Linked DNA regions of Homo sapiens: region 1 is linked to region 2. Evidence: chromatin loops called from intact Hi-C (ENCODE). Cell type or tissue: IMR-90. All regions are shown on one strand.

Region 1 (2,500 bases), 180 kb before region 2:
TTCAAGATATAAGAAAAAGAAAATCACTAAGATTCCATAATATAGCTTGGATTTACAAAAATTGCAAGATTGACTTTTATTCTATTTTTTAAATAGTAAATTTTCTCTTGTTATTTGGAAGACCTCTAAGAAAAAGTAAAAGCAATGTAATATCAATCCCTACAAATAAATTGCTCAAAAATAAAATCCAAAAGCTAAAATGGGATCCTGTGTTTCCTGATGTTATAGTTAACGTGTTAGACACCATATAAAGAAATTTATAAACGTGACTAAATCCAGCTAATGGATTGAAAAAAAGAATAAAGTTTCAGTTGGAGATGATGAAAATGTTCTGGAGATGGAGGGTAGTGATGGTTGCACAGCAATGTGAATGTACTTAATGCCACTGAACCATACCCTTAAAAATGGCCAAAATTATAAATTTTATTATGTCTATTTTACCACAACAAAAAAAAGGCATGTTTATTGAATGCTTACTTTGTGTCAAATACCTGATGTCATCAGTGCAGTTATCACAGTGACATGAGTTAAAACTATCTCTCCTCCAGTGGATGGGGAAGGCTGACAGAGACTAAGTAAATTGCCCAGAATCACAACTGGTCATGGCAGAGCAGGAGGAGGATTCCAGCAGAAAGCCCCCAGAGCCTCGTATATAACCACTACAGTGCTTGTGAGGCCAGGCTGGGGTGCAGAGGCGTCATTCCCCTGGGTGTGCCATGCCCTCTTTCTTCTTTCCAAACTCTTAGGTGATCTGGGATTCCTTAGCTACCTCCTCAGAATCTCTTCTGATTTCTTTCAAGGCTCTGTGGGGAAAAAAAAAAAAAAAAAAAGCTTTGTACGTAAGACCACTTGTACTCTCGGCCAAAGCAGCTGCTGACATCCTCAGAAGTGAAGACAAGCATGCCCGTGTCCCAAGGGCTGGAGGAAAACAGTCTCCCAGCACCCCTCCCAAACCAGCCATCATCTGCCTCCACTGGACTTGGTTCTATGTGGCCGCCTCCACCAGACTCTGCTTATAAATGGCCAGGACACCTTCCACCATGTCTATTAGCCACTTTTCTGCCAGGTGGTGGTAATTCTCACTAATTTGTACCAGCTTCATAGATGTCAAGCCAAATTTCATTTTATTATGTTTTTGAAGAAGAAATATTGATTAGCTGGGTGTTAGTGAAATTATTTTCTACAAGTTGGGTGATGGAAAGAGATTTCAAAGTATGCCTACTATCTAAAACACATTTACAAATGATATATGCAAACATTATTTTAATAAAAATTACATTGGTGTGAATAAACAGAGTGTGAGCAGGCAGCATAATAATGTCTATTTTTCTGAGTGCAAAAATACACAGTTCAAAGATAAATCTGTTTTAGGGCAAGAAGGTAATTGGGGTAAAGAGCAGGGAGTGTGTCTTAGAGCTGTGGTTCCTGACTGGGCCAGCTGAGGGCAGTGGTTCTGGTGAGAGCAATTGTCGGCTTAGAGGCCTAGAGTTTCCTAAGGATGTCTGCTGAATAGTCATTGTGAGTAATTAGGAGAAAGAGTATCTCTAGCATTAACAGGGCCCAGTTAGGGTGAAGGGTGATAGGAAGTGCCCAGACTGCCTACCTACTGGGTTTCTTAAAGAGGTCCTGGCGGTCCCCGAGGTACATGCTGGAAGTGCAAATCCTAGTGCCCTACCCATAGATTACTGAGTCAGAAATCTCTCAGGTGATTCTTTTTCACAGTCAAGGCTGAAAATTACTGCTGCGTTAGCTTCTCTTCAAGTGGAAGCATGGAGTTGAAGACAATAGAAGGAACTAGACCAAGATTAAATGCTGGGTTTTATGGGATTGCTATAGAGCCATGTAGGATCCGATGCAGGATCCGGGAAGTAGAAATGCAAGAAGAGAGTCAGAAAAAGAGATCTCCTAGGAGACTGTTAATTTACTAGCCTGGTTGGAAATACAACGCATGGAAACAGGTGAGGCAGACAGAGTCATCCAATTGCAGGGTCGGAACTTGGAAGGCCTGAGGCATGAAGGGAACAGGGTGGGGGTGCAGTCCTCACTATCGGGAGGGCTGAGGGCCACACCACAGTGCAGGACCGAGAGGCTGGGGCCAAAGGAGCTACTGGGTCCCAAGTTCTGTCCTGGAACAGTAATAAGCCGTCCTGCACCTGTCCTTGGCTCCAAGGCTAAACTGGAAAGCCCAGTTTCCCATCATGCCTTTCCAAGTGGTTGCAGTCACAGGAGGTCCTGTTATAAATCCAACTCCCAAGTTTCAGACATGGGAAACTGCAATGTAAGATGCGTCTTTAGAGCTCAACAAATGGACTTGCCTTGAGGGGCTGGTGAAGGTGACACCCATCCACCCGACTTCCTTGCCCTTCGTGGGAAGAGCAGTTCAAATGTTGGGCTCAGTGTGAGCAAAGCAAACAGCACAGGTTGAGAAAAGAAGTGAACTGTTGGGACTCAGGAACCCGTGTGTGTGTGTGTGTCTGTGTGCACGCCAAGTGGAGAGGGC
Region 2 (2,500 bases):
AACTTTTCTTTGCTGTCTTTAGAAATGAAGAGCTCCCAAACAAGATGAAATGTGAAAGAGAAAATCTGTGTTTACTTTTGTACATCTGAATATAATATCTAAGTTGTTGACCTTTCTCAGAAATAATTGAGAACCGGCCTCATATCAAAGCTTACTTTTAGTTTGTTCATTTGAAAGGGGTGGAGGTATTTTGCTTAAGACATCTAACTAGCTCACATAGCTGTGGTGAATGCAAAAAGCTATTTTTTAAGTAAATTTTGAAGCCCTATAGGATAAAAGTGGGAATCTATTTTTTTAAATATGAGAGTGGATCACCTAAAGGCATTCACCAAAACACACATACATGTAGACACACCATGTCACACCAGCCACTTAGCTATAGAAGTAGTTCTGAATAAAGTTTATGAGCCCTAATCAGATGTACCTCAGTACTTACTGCCTTAAGCACTTTCTGTTTGGGGCTGAAGTAATCTGACTAAAAATATATCTACCAATCAACACCTTTCTGTTGTTTCTAGCTGCATGGATGCTAAGGGTAGTCTCCAAATATACTTCAAAGAGCCCACAGTTCTCCAGGACACTAATTCACACCAGTATTGTGTAAAGCAGAATAGATGTGTACCACAGTTACCAACAATGTCAACAAACTCAAGGTGTTAGCATGTGAAATGAGGTTGTTATTTTGATGATAGTGATTATATCAACTGTTCCTCCTTACAATCACAGGGTACTTTCAGATCATGGACACTAAAATTACCAACCAGTAATTTGGAGATCAAATTAACAGCAACCATTCAAAGTAAATTGGGTCATTTCGACTCAGTGGTATTAGGCAACAGAAAGAATGTGAAGTTCTCAAACTGGTATGAGAACTGCAGCTCAAGCTTGTTGCAGTTCTAGACAGATGGCTCTTTCAGGCATTGTTCAACTAAGGGGTCATTTCTGCTGTTGTCAGAACGGAAATTCCCAAAACACATACTTTAGAATCTGTAGGCTGCCTTCATAGTATATTTCAGTAACTCCAAAGGCTTCACTGTTGTAAAATTCTTTACTTTGTAACCCAAGTTCTCCAACCTCCTGAGGAGCCACTGTGTCCTTGGAAGTCCATCAGTCTTAGTCCAAGTCTCCGTTTTGGATACAAGAAGTCCTGCATCCTGCTCAAGTATTTCTAAGCATCCCAGTAGAGTTTACATTCCTGGTGGTTGCTTATTGTGTCAGTTAGAAATTAGGTCCAGCTGCATGTAACAGAAACTCAACTGCTGTGGTTTAACCAAACAGGAGGAGGGGTGATTTTCTCATGTATTCAAAGTCTGGACATGAGCAGTACGAGGGCTCTGTAAAGTCTTAGGAGCTCCATGTCCTATCAACATTTTTTTCCTCTATCCTTAACATGTGACTTTTTGCCTCATGCTTGTTGCCTCATGGTCACAGAATGGCTGCCCTTTTTCCAGGCTCATGTCCTTACTCTCAGCAGAAAGAATAAGGGGCAAAGGACCAAGGGGGAACCCCTGAAGCAGAAAAGTGAAACTTTCCCAGAAATTCCTAGCCAAGTTTTAATTATATCTCAGTGACCTGAAATGAGTGTCAGTGCATTTTCTGAAGCCTGGGAAGGCAAGGATTATAGCAAAGTGCACTCCCATCTAAAACAAAATATGAATATGGCTGGTAAGGAAAAGGGGAGCTGGGCTGCTGAGTACCCAGCAGTGTCTGCCACTCTTCCCAGCTCTCGTCCTGAACCACTCCACGCTGGCCATGTCTGGTCATCTCCTAACTATGAGATAGGAAAAATTTAAAACTAGATCTGAGACGTGAATACCCTAGTAGTGGCCTTGCCTCTTCCTGGGAGGAGTAGCCTCCTGGGTGCCTTCTTCCTGATCCTCCACTCCAATACCATATTGCTGAGATCATGGTTTTTTTTTCTTTATTCATTCAATTAATAAACACTTTTTGATCAATTTCTATGCATTAAGTACTGTTTTAGACATTGGGGATATGAAAGAAACCAAGATCTCAAGACCCTTACCTTACATGGAACTCATATTCTAATGGAGGTTACTGTATTTCTCTCCCCAGTTGTCCTCTTAGCAGGCACATTTTGCAGGGCACTCCCTGCACCACTGTTTATGGTAACCGTGGTCACTCCCCAGAGACCAACGTTCTAGTCTTCTGTCTCTCTCTCCATTAGAGGAAGTTTAAAAAATCAGGCAACGAATATTATTTTTGCAGAAATAAACACAATGACCTATTATTGCAAGTCTTTTATTGTCAAACAGTATGTTTATCATCTCAGTCTGAAGCCCCCGCCTTTAGGTATTTCCATTTGTCCAGTGTTTCCTCAAGAAGAATGTTTTTACTTTCTTACTGCATGAGAGGCTTTGCTAAACACAAATTCCAGTTTTCACCTTTACAGCCACAAAGAGTTCAGAAAATTGGGCACCCAGTGTATTTGAGCATCTCCTTAAGCTTATGTATAATAGAGATTCCTCAAAGAGCAACTCAT

The links. Peaks named below come from ENCODE experiments on the same cell type or tissue, not always from the same donor. Only the 100,000 strongest peaks of a DNase experiment are listed, where the experiment ranks them.
Region 1: a loop joins it to region 2, with 1.9 times the contacts of the local background. A loop is called at or near these places in 3 of 110 quality-filtered maps.

The regions. Positions count from the first base shown.
Region 1 is chr5:68,660,375-68,662,874 of GRCh38, reverse strand. The region is part of intron 2 of LOC105379013 (a long non-coding RNA gene); the gene reads left to right. Among named protein-coding and RNA genes, the nearest start is that of LINC02198, 370 kb to the left of the region's middle. In IMR-90, a CTCF peak has its summit at 1,429 (motif pointing right); no DNase peak of the experiment used is centred here.
Region 2 is chr5:68,483,262-68,485,761 of GRCh38, reverse strand. All of the region lies in intron 3 of LOC105379013 (a long non-coding RNA gene), which reads left to right. It overlaps LOC105379012 (a long non-coding RNA gene), which reads right to left and starts at 2,325. Exons shown (of 4, transcript XR_948411.3): 1 at 2,024-2,325. In IMR-90, no CTCF peak of the experiment used is centred here; DNase peaks (open chromatin) are centred at 941 and 1,261; H3K27ac peaks cover 1,061 bases.